Regions from separate parts of the Homo sapiens genome. Here region 1 is linked to region 2. The links are chromatin loops, found by intact Hi-C in ENCODE. Cell type or tissue: mammary epithelial cell. All regions are shown on one strand.

Region 1 (8,000 bases), 230 kb after region 2:
TAGGATGACCAAGCATCTTAAACTATGACATGTGAGGAACAGTTGAAACAAAGAGTTTTGCCAGTGAGCAGTAGCATTAGAGGCCATGAAGAAAATGGTCTCCTTAATACTTGGTAGGGTAGAGGAGGGTTGAGATTTATTCTGTGTAGTGTATGAGCACGGACTTTGGACCAATTATTAGAATCTGGTGGAGAGATTTACTTAATACAAGCAATAATATTGTTTTGGTTTTTTTCTGTAGGATGGAATTGGGATGAAGAAGGAGAGATATTCTTTAAACATTTTTTAATAGAGAAGAAGAAAAATTGACTGGAAGTGCTCAAACTGCAGCTAGGTGAATGGGATATTTTGCACTATTTCTGCCTTGGGCATGATACTGAAGAAAGTGAATTTTAAGCTCCCCTCAACTGTAATAAATCATGGGTCTACTTTTTACCACAGGTGTATCAGCTTAGCAGGGTCAAGATCCTTGTTTAATTACACTAGTTTCTTACCTCTCCACCTCTTCACACCTTGAATGCAAGAGTTGTACGTTAATTTAATGAGCAAGTGAATGCACAGAAAAGTCAAAGATAAAATTAAGTAGTGTTAAAGTGGTGTGAAAATACCTTTACAACCAAGAAGAATCTTCTTATTAAAAGACCTAGAAGGTATTAAAATGGAACAAATTATTTCCATAAAGCATTACTGACTTTTTTATATGTTAATGATATTTTGACATGTAAATGTAACTTAGGAGTCTGATTGTAATGTGTTAGATTATTTCCAAATGAGGAGAGATTTTAGAAGAAACACAAGTTTCCCCCACCACCTTTCAGAGCCAAAAATCAGTATTTTGTTATTTGATTAAGAGACAGCAGAGTGGGATACTATGTTCATTGGAAAAACAAAATTAGGCAGTTTGGTGGTAAATATGCTGGAGGCCACTGCCCAGTCCTTTAAATTTGTGATCGTGTCTTCCTTTTGAAATACGTGTAAATGCTGAGAGTAACTCGAAGTCCTGCGACACCAAATAGTGACTAGAGGCTATGGAGAATTTGATAAAACACAAACACGTGGCTTGCAAGAAATAAGACAGGGCACATGTGGGCACGGTGTCAATCCTGGGCCCTGTGAGAGGACAGCAATGATGTGAGAGCCTGATACTTAGGGGTAGAGATGGAAGAGACCTAAAGGTTGCCAACAATTAGAGATGTAGGGAGTGAAAGAAGACAGAGAAGGGCTGACTTTTATTCCTACACTAGGTCTCTTGATTTGGGTCACAGTGGGGATGGTAGATTTTATCTTCTGCTGTTTGAAAGCCATCTCTTGGGTTGGACAGATGCTGCTCATTTAATAGGAAACAAGAACTGCTCCTGGATGGAATAATCCTTAGGACAATTTTCAGTTGTGGCCTTTCAAGGAATGCTAGTGAGGGACAGGGCTGCAAGAGAAAGCAAGTGCTCACAGGATTCAGCCACTGTTGTATAATAATTTGCAGACTCTTTGTTTCTGGTTCCTAGAAGGGAGATTCTAAATCCCTGGAATTTCCAGAGTGCTAGGATTGTCCTTGTTATTCATAATGGACCCCTTAAATCATAGTTGACTTTATGCTAGTGAGTTTATGACTATACATGGTGGGCCCCTAGATAAAGGATGAGGGCTGGCCATGCCAGACAGACCAACCATGTCATTAGATGGTTGGGGCTTTAAGCCTGGTGATATCAGCCAGACCTGAAATCCAGAGGGAGAAGAGGAGCTAAAGATTGAGTTCGGTCATGTACCCAGTGATGAAATTAGTCTTGTCTATGTAATAGACTTTAATAGAGACGCGAAACCTCAAAGTTCATGTGTGCTTTCCTGGTTGATAATCATACACTGATGTGCTGGGAGGGTGACAATACTGAGGACATGGAAGCTCAATGTCTGGGATCCTCCAGACCTTGCATCATGCATCTCTTTCTTTGGCTGATCTTGATTTGTATCTGTGACGATAAAGCTGTAATCAGAAGTATAGTGCTTTCCTGAGTGCTGTGAGTCATTCTCGGAAATTATCAAACCTAAAGGGGTAGTGAAAATCCCCCAATTCTTAGCTAGTTGGTCAGAAATGTGTATGTCCTGGACCCTGGAGCTTATGAGCTTGAGAGAGAACTCTGCCCTTTACCTGTGAAATTTGACCTATCTACCAGTAGTTAGCATCAGAATTGTATTGCACCCATGAAGTAAAACACTCACTTCAGGATAAACTTGCATGGGTGAATCCATACTGTGGGAGGCCCTCTCGCATGGTGGTGAATATCTTTGCCTCTGGTGAGAGGTGGCCCATGTTCCATCCCAGCTCTGCCACTATCCAGCTCAGTGAGTTTGGACAAATAGCTAACCTTCTTTTCATAGCTTTGGCATCTATTAAATGAGAATAGTAGAAGTAACATTCTTCTAGGGTTATTAGGAAACTTAAAATAATTAGTATGTCTAAAGCACTTATAAGGTAATTGCCCAGTAGATTCTCCTTGTCTGCTGCCTAGATAGAGCGAATTTCTCAAGACAGGGGGATTGCAATAGAAAAAGAGTTTAATTCATGCAGAGCTGCTGTACAGGAGACTCAAATTTTATTATTATTCAAATTAATCTCCCTGATAATTTGGGGATCAGCATTTTTCAGGATAATTTGGTGGGTAGGGAGTCAGAAAGTGGAGAATGCTGATTAGTGAGGTTGGAGAAATCACAGGGGGTAAAAGTGAGTTTTTCTTGCCCTCTTCTGTTCCTGGATGGGATCACAGAACTGGATGAGCCAGATTATTGGTCCCAATGGCATCAGCTGGTGCATCGGAACCAGGGTCTGCCAGACGTCTCAAGCACTGATCTTACGTTTTACAACAGTGGTGTTTTTCCCAGGAGCACTTTGGGGGAGGTTCGAAATCTTGCAGCCAGTTGCTGCATGATTCCTAAACCACAATTTCTAATTTTTTTTCTTTTTTCTTTTTTTTAAGATAAGGTCTCACTTTGTCACCCAGGCTGGAGTGCAGTGGTGCGATCTCGGTTTACTACAGCCTGGACCTCCTGGGCTCAAGGGATCCTCCCACCTCAGCTCCCTACCCTCAAGTAGCTGGGACTACAGGCAAGAAGGGGGTTTATTTGGGGAAAGAACTGTTATCATCTGTGTTTCAAAGCTAAACTGTAATCCAAATTTTTCCCAGTTAGTTCAGCCTATGCTCAGGAATGAATAAGGACAGCTTAGAGGTTAGAAGCAAGATAGAGTTGGTTAGGTGAGAAATCTTTCACTGTTATAATTTCCTCAGTTACAGTTTTTGCAGAGGTGGCTTCAATAGCAGTGATTGGCACACACAAAGCCCTGCTATGACTACTTTAACATAGCATTTCATGGCTCTTTTTAGCAAAATAATAGAACATTTAGGAAGTATAAAGAGTAACTAGAGTATAAAGAGTATAAAACTAAAGTATAAAGAAAGCATAAAGAGAAACTGTATGAGTAACTTTTTAGTTTCTTAGTAAATTATCTTCTTCCAACGGGTAAGCCAGTTACAATGGAAATAATATAACAAATACACTATGCTATATTTATATAAACATATTTACATAGAGTCAAAAAATCTGCTAATTATTTAATAGATTTTATTATGTTACTAAAGTTTCAGATGCTGCCTCCACAATGATGTAAACTTTGGTCTTGAGTGTAACATGCCCTCTTTGCTCCAGGCTGCACTCAACATGGACGCACCCACTCCAGAGAAAATAGGATAAACAGGAGATGGGCAATCACATCTAATCTGGGATAGCTGTGCTAATTCATGTTCTGTGCTTATTTAATTGTATTGTTTGAATCAACATTGAGAAGGAAAAAGTTGAGATATTAATTACCCGTTTACTGCCAATGTAGCAGAAAATGTAATTTATAGCCTACTTGCGGGAAAAAAAATCTGCGTGCTTAATTTAAGAACTCAAATTATTCAAATAACATTTTCAATTTGATTATTCGTTTAATTGAAATGGTGCTCTTTCAGTCAGAATTGCTTTTGAGATTCCAATTTAGCAATAGTTAACTAAGAGCTCTCTGTGGAAAGGATCGGTGGACGGTTCACGGATAAAAATGCATGGGGAAATAAGCGTATTTGGTGAACTGCATTTACCTGCAAGTAGTAGTCAAATCCATTAGCAGTGTTTCTTTTTCAACTCAGTTGTTGTTTCAGTGTAAAAAAGAATCATGAAGTTAATCTGGGCCCATAGAGTACCTGAAAATGATAATTAAAAACAGAGCCCAGAAGCAAAGTTTGTCCAAGGAGTTATGAATAATCTGAGGGTTACACAGACAGAAGTCAGCCTTCAGATTCATATTTAGAAGAATAAAATTTTGGTACCCCAGAGACAGTAGGCTCTGTCTCAGAAAGAAAAGTCCCTCCCTTTTGCCATAGTGATGTTTCATGGCTGACTATCCAAGCCAGCCTTCTACACTGCAAAAAGACAGCAGATATATTCTGGCTGTCTCTAAGAGCTGCAATAATTTTTTTAAATGGCTGTCAGAATTTTTTTATTATTATTCAGGCACAATCTGCAAACAATAAAGTTTGCAGTGTTTAAGTATACACTTAATAAATTTTTGTAATTGTATACTATCGTGTCACCACCACAATCAAGATACAGAGCATTTTTCTCACCCTAGAGCTGCGTCTAGCTCTTTGTAGTTGATTCCCTCCCCTGCTGCCCAGGCATGGGCAACTAATAATCTACTTTGTGACATGGCAGTTCTGCCTTTCCTAGAATGTCATATAAGAGATCATACAATATGTTTGTCATGTGGACTTGATTTTTTTGACTCAGCATAATGTTCTTCAGATTCATCCATGAACAAATATTATGAACATACATATAAAAGTCATTCTGTAAAATTATGTTATCATTTTATTTGGGTAAATACTTAGGAGTCAGATTGCTGGGTCATATAAGTGGAGGTTTAACTTTATAAAATTCTGTCATATGGTTTTTCAAGTGGCTATACCATTTTGCAGGCCCACAGGCAACATTTGGGAGTTGCAATTTCTCTGTATCTTCACCAGTACTTGATATTGACAGACTTTTAAACTTTAACTATCCTAGTGAGTGCCTGATGGTATTTTATTGTAGATGTAATTTGTATAACCCTAATGACTAGTAATTTTGAATGTGTTTTTAGCTTTATTGTATTTTATATACATTATTTTGTGAAATATTTTCGCAAATAATTTGCCCACTTTTTAAGAAGACTTTATTTTATTATTTGGTTACAAGCGTTCTTTATAAATTCTTGATAAGAGTCCTCTGACAGATACATGCTTTGCAAGCATTTTCGCTGAGTTCATGGCTGGTTTCTATATTTGCTTCTTTTTTTCTTTTTTACTTTTTTTTTACTTTTATTTTAGATTCAGGGAGTGCATGTGCAGATTTGTTGCCTGCATCTGTTGCGTGTTGCTGATGTTTGAGTTACAATTGATCCCGCCACCCAGGTACTGATTGTAGTACCCAATAGTCCATTTCTGAACCCTTGCCTTCCTCCCTTCCTTCCCTAGTTTCTATTGTTGCCCTCTTTATGCTCATGAGTACCCAATGTTTAGCTCCCACTTATAAGTGAGAACATGCAGTATTTGATTTTCTGTTCCTGTGTAAATTAGCAAAGGATAATGGCTTCCAGCTCCATCTATGTTGCTGCAAAGGACGTGATTTCACTTTTTTATGACCGTATAGTATTCCATGCTGTATATGTACCACATTTTCTTTATCCAGTTTGTCATTGATGAGAATCTAGTTGATTCCATGCCATTGCTATTTGTAAATAGTGCTACAATGAACATATGAGTGTGTATGTCTTTTTGGTAGAATGATTTATTGTCTTTTGGATATATACCCAGTGATGAGATTGCTGGGTTGATTGGCAGTTCTGAGTTCTTTGGGAATTCTCCAAACTGCTTTCCACAGTGGCTGAACTGATTTACATTCCCACCAACAGTATATAAACATTCCCTTTTCTCTACAGCCTTGGCAGCATATGTTGTTGCTGTTGTTTTCTGACATTTTAGTAATAGCCATTCTGACTGGTGTGAGATGATATCTCATTGTGGTATTGATTTGGTGATTAGTGATGTTGACCATTTTTTCATATATTTGTTGGCCACTTGTATGTCTTCTTTTGAGAAGTGTCTGTTCATATCCTTTGCCCATTTTTTAATGGGGTTATTTGCTTATTGCTTGTTGATTTAGGTTTCTTATAGATTCTGGATTTTAGACCTCTGCTGGATGCATAGTTCGGACATTTTTTTCTCTGTTTCTGTAGATTGTTTACTCTGTTGGTAGTTTCTTTTGCTGGGCAGAATCTCTTTAGTTTGATTAGATCCCACTAGTCAATTTTTGTTTTTGTTGCAATTGACTTTGGAGGCTTAGCCATAAATTCTTTGCCAAGGTCAACGTCAAGAAGGGTATGTTTTCTTCTAGGGTTTTATAGTTTAAGGTCTTACATTTAAATCTTTAAATTTCTGATTTTGCTTATTTGGATCTTCTCTCTTTTTTCTTTGTTAATCTACCTAGCAGTCTGTCAGTCTTGATTATTCTTTCAGCAAACAAACTTTTGGGATTTTTTTGAGTCTTTGTATGAATTTTTAGGTCCCAATTTTCAAGAGTTTGGCTCTGATTTTAGTGTTTCTTTTCTTCTGCTAGCTTTGGGGTTACTTTGTATTTGTTTTTCTAGTTCCTCTAGCTGGGGTGCTAGTTCATTAATCTGAGCTCTTTCTAACTTCTTGAGATAGATGTTTAGCACTGTACACTTTCTTCTTGCCAGTGCTTTTGCTGTGTCCCAGAGATTTTGGTATGTTGTGTCTGTTTTCATTTATTTCAAATAATTTTTTGACCTTTGCCTTAATTTCACTGTTTACCCGAAAGTCATTCAGGAGAAAATTGTTTAATTTTCATGTAACTGTGTGGTTTTAAGAAATCTTCTTTATATTGAATTATATTTTTACTTTACTGTGGTTCAAGAGTATGGTTGATATGATTTGGATTTTTAAAAATTTTTTGAGACTCACTTTATGGCCAAACATGTGGTAGAACTTGAAGTATGTTCTATGTACAGAAGAGAAGAATGTATATTCTGTAGTTGATGAGTGGGCTATTCTGTAGATATCTATTTGGTCCAGTAGTCAAGTGTCAAGTTTAAGCCCAGAGGTTTTTTGTTAGTTTTCTGCCTCAGTGATCTATATGATTCTGTCAGTTGGGTGTTGAAGTCCACCACTGTTTTTGTGTGGCTAAGTCTTTTTGTAGGTCTAGAAGTACTTGTTTTATGAATCTAGGTGCCCCAATGTTGGGTGCATATATATTTAGGATAGTTAAGTCTTCTTGTTGAAATGAAATCTTTATCTTTATGTAATGCCCTTTTTGGTCTTTTTTTTTTTTGATGTTGTTGGGTTAAAGTCTGTTTTATTTGATATAACAATAGTGACTCCTGTTCTTTTTTGTTTTCCTTTTGTGTGGTAGATCTTTTGTGAACTCTTTACTTTGAACCTATGGGTGTCATTACATGTGTCATAAGTCCCTTGAAGACAGCACATGGATGACTCTTGTATATTTATCTAACTTGCCAATCTGTGACTTTTCAGTGGGACATTTAGACCATTTACATTCAAGGTTAATATTGATAATATGAGGTTTTGATCCTACTGTGAAGTTGTTAGCTGGTTGCTTTGTAGTTTCTATTGTGTGGTTGCTTCACAGGGTCTGTGGGCTATGTACCCTATGTATTCTGTGTATGTATGTATATATGTATGTGCACTATGTATATGTGTTATTGTGGTAGCAGGCATCATTCTCTTGTTTCTATATTTAGAACATTCTTAGGGATCTTTCACAAGGCTGGTCTAGTGGTAACAAATTCTCTTGGCACTTGCTTGTCTGGAAAATATTTCATTTATTCTTCACTTACGAAGCTTAGTTTGATAGAATATGGAATTATTGGTTGGGATTTCTTTTCTCTATAAATGCTG
Region 2 (8,000 bases):
CATTTCAAACCCAATTCATATGAATTAGTGTACTACTCAAAATGTCAGGCTGCTAATAGGACATACATAGCAACTGGAAATTGAAATAAGTGCATTTTAATAGAGCTCAGAATTAGGATTTCCTCTATCTGTTTGACGTAGTATCACAATTATAATTGAACATAATTTTTTTTTCTGTTGGCATTTAATGATCCTCTATCTAGAATTATCAATCATCCCGAATTCATTATACCATTTTTCAGCGGTAAAATGGAAAAAAAGAAAGAAATTCAAAGCTTTTTAATTATGGTATGAACATGGAAAATCATGTCACCTAATACAGATTAAGGGAGAAAATGGATGGATCTAAGATTACTCAATTGATCATTCTATCGAGTAACCAGTGAGATCCCATGTAATTATGGCATTACATAATAGTTATTTTCATTATGTTTAATTTTATATGAGAAAAGTTTTATGTTACCTTTTAATCTCTAAAATATAGTCTAGTTAATTATTGACAATTATTACTTTTTGAGCTTTTGATAAAAGTGAATTTCTTCTCCAACCCAAATGCAATATTTATGAATGCTTGGCTGCCCTTAATATCAGTTTTTCAAAAAGTTGTGGACATTTTAAAGTAATTACTGCTCTTCACTTTAGCTTTAGTTGAACACCTGGGTCTGACTTGAGGGCTCCAAACATAAAATAAAATAGTACAAAAGTCAGAACTGCTGTCAAAAAACAATTAGAAAGCATTGTATTCTGGGCCATGAGGAAGTTAGATTATTCAGTTTCTAATTCCTGTCAGGCACAGATTCTAATATGAATGTGGACATTTCCTTATTATCGTAGATTTCCTAGACATAACCCTATTGTCAGTGATAGAATTCTTCCAGGCTGTTCCTATTTCTGTTTATAACCAGAAGAGGGCAGTCAGGTTCCATGATTCAGAGATAATTGCCACTGCCTCAGAAAGTAAGATTTCCAATAAATCTCAATGATTGGAATTACGTTTTCCTTTAATAGTATTAAAGGGCGTTTATAATTACCTGAAGAGTTTTCTGCTTTTATTAAAAACCTTACAACCTTGGTGAGATGGACACTTTCTTCAAAAGAGATGAAATGAAGGTATATATTTATTTGGATTATTTCTCCCTTGAACATGTTATTTCTGTTCCTATCAGCCTTCTTCAACATTTAGCTGGCACATGAGGGAGGGAGAAAATCTTATCATGTAGATAGTCCTCCTAATTTATAACTTTGTGGCATTTTATAAGTAAAAAGATATCTATTGTACAAGGCAAAGAACATTCATCAGCACTTCAGTTTCAAATCAAGAAGAGAGAGAGAATTAGAAAAAAAAAAGATTCACAGCAATTGAAAAACAGATATCTGCCAGAGGAACTTAAAATTCCAAAACACTTCTAGCAACACTTACTTACCATGAGAAAAAAATAATTACACTTCTAAAATAAAACTTTGAGTAAAACAATGTTAGAAGAATGTGATGTATTTTTTTCCTCCTGAGATCTCTTCTATAAGCAGTTGAAAGAAAATAAACATAAAGCTGAACACAAAATACAACAAACATTTCTGCTACCTTTTTCTCTTCTTTATTAGTAATAAAACCAGAGACTAGAAACCCCCTAATTTACTGAAAATAGAAAAACAGATATATCGGAATGAAAGCTTGAGTATTCAAAAAATAAATTATTTTTAAAGGGCCAGCCTTAATTTTAACATATAAGAAAAAGTTAATTTCAGGACGTAATTTCAATAAAACGATAGCCACAAGAGTTAACCATAATTCAGGCTACTTATTCTTGTTTGTATTTGAAATGTTCCCTCTGTGTTAATAGTGCTTCTAATGCTATTTCTAGGTGATTGTGCAGGGAATCAGTACTGTCTGATGCGGACAAATATGTGTATACTTGTGTTTATATGTAAACTATATATATATACGTATGTGTCATATGGCTGTGTACATTTCTATCAGCTACCTGCCTACAAAATAGCTCTCTCATGGTTATGGAATTCACCAGCCCCGCATGCACTCCTCTTGAGGCCTGTGGATTAACCAGGAATCCAGGTGATTTTCTATTTGATCCATGCCTCCAGCCCCTGGCCCACCGTTCCTGTAGATGCTGCCTCCAGAAAGAGCTGCCTCTGAAAGTGACCTTGCTCAGCAAATGCCTATTGGCTTACACAGAAGTAGCAATGCCTTTCCCAGAAGAGGCGCTGCAACTGGTGCTGCTGTAAAGATGGGTATGGGATCTGGGGTGGGAGGGAAGAGAGAGGAGGGAAGCAGCTTGCCAAGTCGCTTGGGCTACTTATAAACAAACTCAGCCATTGTTTCCCAAACCCTTTACAGTGGAGAGGGGAGCTGGACACACACTGTGTCCTGGACTCTATTTATGTTCTGTGCTTGGGGAGAGCTGCTTTTAAGAGACTGATTCGGTTTGGAAGATGATTTCCATCAGCTACTTTTAAAAGATACGTGCTATTTCAGCACAAAGCTGAAGCCCCTGTTAGAGCTGCACTAGGGATTAGGAAACGGCGTGTATTTTAATGCCTTATGAATAGGAGTAGCTGATAAAAGAGGCTCTTGTTACCACTGCTACATTTAAATGTGAAAAGCAGCTGCTTCTAGGGAGGAGGGGGTAGGGGAGAGGAGAAGAGATATATTATTTTCATAGGGATTTAATTTTCAGACTACACTGAAACCATAGAATACCAATGGCCATTCTCTTATCGGCAGCTCTCTAATCGTACTGAGATCTGTAAGATTGTGGAGAGGGAAGGAGAGGGACTGGGAGGCAGAGAAAGGGATTGTGTGTAGCGATGAGGCTGGCCGTTTTCATCTGCGTGTATGTTTTGAACCTCAGATCAAAACGCACGCGTGGTGTTTTCTTCTTCTCTTAGGAGCATTAACCCTTTAAACTTTCAAAATGCCAGCCAGTTAAAGAGTTTGATGCAACTATGCTGTCTTCAGAGCATGCAATTTTTCGATGGGCCCTGAGAATAAGATGACCACTGAGACCTCATTACAGAATATGGACCAGGTGTACGCGCCTGTGGCCAGGTCGGGGCAGGGGGCATGAAAGAGGGTCTCTTCCAACATTTCAGAGACAAGGATTTCAGGTAGAATCCAGGACGTATTATGAATCCAACAGAGAAAGGCTCTTTCTGCAAATCTTATGACCACCGGAAGCTGATGATATAAATAAGACCTAGGATTATTAAACAAACTAGCAGGTATTTGCCAAATACTATCAGTATTTGAAGAAATACGACTAAAGAATATAGATATTTTGAATGAATGAATCAATCTGGGCACCATTATTTTTCTCTCCATATTATCACTTAATAGCCTGGTTTTGTTTATTCTCATGTTGGACTTATTGAAACTGATCGCTAGTGAATTTTCTGTGTGTTTGACCCCTGACCTGCCCATGAGGTTTCTAAAGTACTTCTTAAAAAACCTAGGGTTTTGCTCCAAGACATTGTGAAGACATCTTTCTGATAAGAATTAGTTGCCTTTGGCCGGGCGCAGTGGCTTACATCTGTAATTCTAGCACTTTGGGAGGCCAAGGCGGGCGGATCAAAAAAAATTAGCCAGGTGTGGTGGCGGGTGCCTGTAGTCCCAGCTACTCGGGAGTCTGAGGCAGGAACGTCACTTGAACCCAGGAGGCGGAACTTGCAGTGAGCCGAGATCGCACCACTGCACTCCAGCCTGGACGACAGCGAGAGACTCCATCTCAAAAAAAAAAAAAAAAAAAGAATTAGTTGCCTTCCCCATAACTACTCTTACTCTTTCTAATTTTTTGTAGTATTGCCATTATCCAATGGTTTAACTCCAGAAGTTAAAGGATTAAAAACAAGTCTGGGAGTGATAAATCGGTAGTTCTCACCTAAGTTATAATTAAGGGTAATTCACATGTAGAAGATGGTTTGACAGCTCTAGCCCACGTGCTTAGACACTTGAATCCCAATGAATCATTTGAAGCCAAAGTATAACCCCGGCTGTCTTTGCACATGATGTGCAGGTGGATAGACTTTGAGACCGTCCTCTATCAACCAAGAGCAAAAAGAGAAAAGAGGAAAAAGGGCAAATATCCAGCTTCCCTGCCACACATCAGAAAGCCAGAAACAGGCGGCAAGATGCTTCCTGCTCCCAAGCACAACCAGGCTGGCCGCCCACAGCCACCCTGCACTGCTCTCGCACCTGCCCAACCTGTGCTTGTAATCGGACAGGGGGCATCCCTGGCCTGGGTGGTCCTGCTGGCTAGGCTCTGAGTGGTCAAGTTCCTGGCAGCCTGGGTTACTGGAGAAAGCCACTTTGGGATATTAATCACAGCAAACGAATGCGCTCTCCTGGCTCATGCATGGGGCACATGCCTAATCACGGGCTGAATAATGTTAAAAGAATGTAATTTGCTTCCCCTAAAATCTCTTCTAGAACAGCTACCGCAATCGGGTTCAATCAATATTTTGATTTCCTGACCCAATTTCTCTGCACATGAAAAGTAAAAGCCAGCAATCCAGCTTCACCAGGTACCATTGCAAAGCGAGTAAAAGAGACAAGCAGGGAGAAAGAGCTGGAGCCAGCACCAACAAGGCCGGGCAAGTCGAAGGAAGTGGCTCAGCACCCAATTGTGAGCTCTGAGAAAGCTGTTGCTGAAGGCTGGTCTGATGCCTCCGGCACTGATGCCCATCCCTGTTCTCTGCTGCAGTCGCCACTGCTGCTCCAGCCAACATCTCCGCTTGCTTCTGAGCTCTCTTGCTTGCGTTCTTCCGTTTTGCCCCTCCTCTTCCCCCTCTCCTTCTTCTTTGACTTTTTTTTTTTTTTTAACTTGGCTACGGAACATTAAGTTTGACGAAGCGAAAGCAATTCAACATCTTTTAACTGAAGGAGGTTGATTTTCATTTGCTACCAAATGGCTCATTTTTACCTTTTTAGCTCCTGGAAGAGTAAAAAGTGAGAGGTCAGCCCTGCATCACCATGGCAACCCGGGCAGCTCGGGCCTGGAGCAGATGAAGGGAGGTGATAATGGCAGGGAAGATTGTCCCCTTACTTGGCATTTTTCTCCCCATTCAGGGATGTGCCTGGATGTATAAAAACAATCATGTCGTTTTAGGACTCTAAGTTTTAAAATTTGGCTGCTGCATTGTCTGGTCCAGGGCTGGGACCTGGTGTGGATCTGTGTGGGTTTCGGATGGTGTTTGAGCCCATCCTTGCCTTCATCAATGCCCACAGGGTCTTCAGTCCCACCAGCCACATCATGCATGTCCTACCCTGGCAAAATCTGTCCTTCCATGTAAGAATCCACCTGCTGGTGTCCAGAAAGCCAAAAATCTTAACGAAGAGAGAATCTGGCCCTTGTTGGTGGAAATCCAGTATAGCAGGCCCCAGACTCAGCACATGGCACCTCACTGGAGCCTATCTGAAAAAAGGTCTTAATGCTATTCCAGAAGAAAGAGAAATCAAAATGACAAGCATGCCGCAATGGCCATATTCAACCCTGCAGGAGAAGCCTGGGTCAGAGCAGGAAGGAATTTCCATGACCTCTCAGCTCATGGACTCAAATGTCCACCACATTCAGCCCAATGCAGTCCTTGGTAAATGGGAGAAATAAAGAACATGCATTAACACCTGTGGGTACCAGGCACTGTGCTGGGTTTTGTAATATCTTATTGCCTCTGAGCCTCTCAGTAATTGTATGAGGTGGGTGGTTTAATTTTTTAATCTTTGTTTTACAGATTACGAAGTTTAGAAGTGTTAACAGATGTGCCTAGGGTCACAGATTCTGACGTGGGCTCCGTTCATGTTCTAACTGGGTCCTCTCTCCAGGATAATTAATATTATCCCAATGTATGAATAATAACTTCGTGTCAGAAGACCAGAGTTGGTGCTTTTGCTCATTAGTTCATTCATTGAGTTGCAATACAACTATCAATTAGCTGCTGTAATTTCAGGACAATTCAGGTGCTTGAGAGAAGTTGATAGGGAGACAGTGATGCTGTTCTCTAAGAACTGGAGCCAAATGGTTTGAAGCTCAGTGATGTGAACTTGGACAAGACATTCAGCAGGATTGACGTTCAACTTTCTCACCCGTGAAACGGGTGTATTAATATTTATCTCAAGAAGCATTGTGAGTGACCATAAAAGAGAGGCCCTTGTCAGGTGCCTATCAGGGTGCCTGGCTCACTGAGGAAGATGCTCAATAAATATCTGCTCTCATTCCCTTCACCTTCCTTGCCCTCCACCTCACTGCTGCCGTGTGGCATTCTCTTCTGTCCTAGTGTGAGGCTGGTCACCTCCCTGCCCTCAGAGCAACCATGCTCCCTTCTAAGTTGCACGTGCCTGGCATCTAGCAGTCAGGATAGACCTTTAAAGACCCAGCTCTACTCGTAGCATTGGGGAAGGGTTGCAGAGCAGCCAGGCCCAGAGCAAAGAGAGGGAGATGCTTTGCTATTTACAGTCCTCATGGAGGCCATCTCAAAAGAGGAGATTGCCTCACTCCCTTACCCTTCTCTGTCTCTCTTTTAATAGCCCTCAGTGGTGGCTATGAGTTCTCCAGGGTAGTCTCTCTGCTTATCATTTGCGCAAGCTCAGAGGGCCTTGCACAGTTTGGAGCTCTTCTATGCTCTCCTATTCAGGGGAAGTTTCAAAGCCATTTCAGATTGAACTGGGCTTTATAAATCCCAATCAGAGCTGGCCCTGAAGGACTTGACAAGGTTGTCTCAGCTAAATGGCAACTGCTCAATTTTCAGAAAGGAAAGGCACAAAGGATCACTAGGCAATCCTTTCTTTTTAATACAGTTTGAGTTACAGATGCAAAAAAATAATGCAAAAATCATCAGCCTGATCTAATTCTAAGGCTATGGAAAGGGTGAGTGGCATCCATAAAATATTAATAATGTGTTGCACTGGCAACAAAACCTGTGCTGAGTTTCAGCTCAGACCATTTAGCCAAATGTTGCCTTATTATTGTAATGTTCAGAGTCGAATTCTCAGTCACAAGCACCCTAATCTGAAAGACTCTCTTCTTGACTCCACTCCTCTCCTGCCCATCCCTGACCCCACCTCCTTCTCCTGCCCTCCTCATAGATGAAGATGTATATGGTGCGCCAGTGCTGTGAATCACACAGGAAATCAGCCCTTTTGCAGCCAAAAAACTAAGAGGAAAGATAAAACTGACACCTAAATATGATAAAAAGGAGCATATGGCATAAGATCAGGAAAAGTAAAAATTAAGAATAGTGATAGTTCACGCTCAGGTCTGGGCTTAACACTCACGTTATCAAAGATGGCTTCACTGATGTCTCACTGTGCCTTGGCTATCTCTTTATGACGTTGTATTGCTGTGTTTTACTTGTGTGGTTGTTGACTTACTGTTTGTCTCACCAAGATGTAAGTTTCCAGAGGGCAGGCCCTGTGTTTGTCTGGTTTTCCATGGTATTGCTGTGGGGTTCCCTTAGGAAGAGATAGAAGCACGGGGGTAGGGCAAAGAGAAAATCAGTCTCCTAGGCCAAGGAGCCTTCCAGTGGAAATACCCAGAGGTGGGAAGAGTGGTGTAACCTGTGTGTCTGACAGGTAAATTAGCATGAAGGAGACTCTTGGGCTGTGGCCAGGGAAGGCACTGTGCGGTCAAATCCTGAAGTATTATGTGTGTTAGAGCCATGGGGGCGTGGCAAGCTGCCAAGATTAGACTTTAGTATTGAGACCAGAGGGATAATGTGGTGAGAGTATGTCAGTGTTTTTGAAACTGGATAAATGTATTGAGTAGAAGAATGTTTTAAGACTGAAGGATAGCTAAAACAATTTGTCACGGAATATTATTCATCCATTTAGCAAATGCTGATTGAGTGCCAGCCGTATGCCAGTCACCACTCAGGCTGCGAAGATTCACCACGAGACAGGCCCAGGCATGAGACGGAGCTTATGATCTGGAGGAGACAGACAGGCAATGAACACACAATAAGCAAATGAGCAGCAAATCAACAAACAGGCTGAT

The links. A loop is a pair of places that touch in the nucleus more often than their neighbours do. Peaks named below come from ENCODE experiments on the same cell type or tissue, not always from the same donor. Only the 100,000 strongest peaks of a DNase experiment are listed, where the experiment ranks them.
Region 1: a loop joins it to region 2, with 15 times the contacts of the local background. A loop is called at or near these places in 3 of 110 quality-filtered maps.

Annotation. Positions count from the first base shown.
Region 1 is chr15:94,901,471-94,909,470 of GRCh38, forward strand. No RefSeq gene overlaps it. Among named protein-coding and RNA genes, the nearest start is that of LINC02852, 320 kb to the left of the region's middle. In mammary epithelial cell, no CTCF peak of the experiment used is centred here; no DNase peak of the experiment used is centred here.
Region 2 is chr15:94,669,724-94,677,723 of GRCh38, forward strand. It overlaps LOC105370986 (a long non-coding RNA gene), which reads left to right and starts at 7,844. Exons shown (of 3, transcript XR_932642.2): 1 at 7,844-8,000. In mammary epithelial cell, CTCF peaks have their summits at 902 (motif pointing right) and 4,716; DNase peaks (open chromatin) are centred at 4,658 and 7,878; H3K4me3 peaks cover 11 bases; H3K27ac peaks cover 2,488 bases.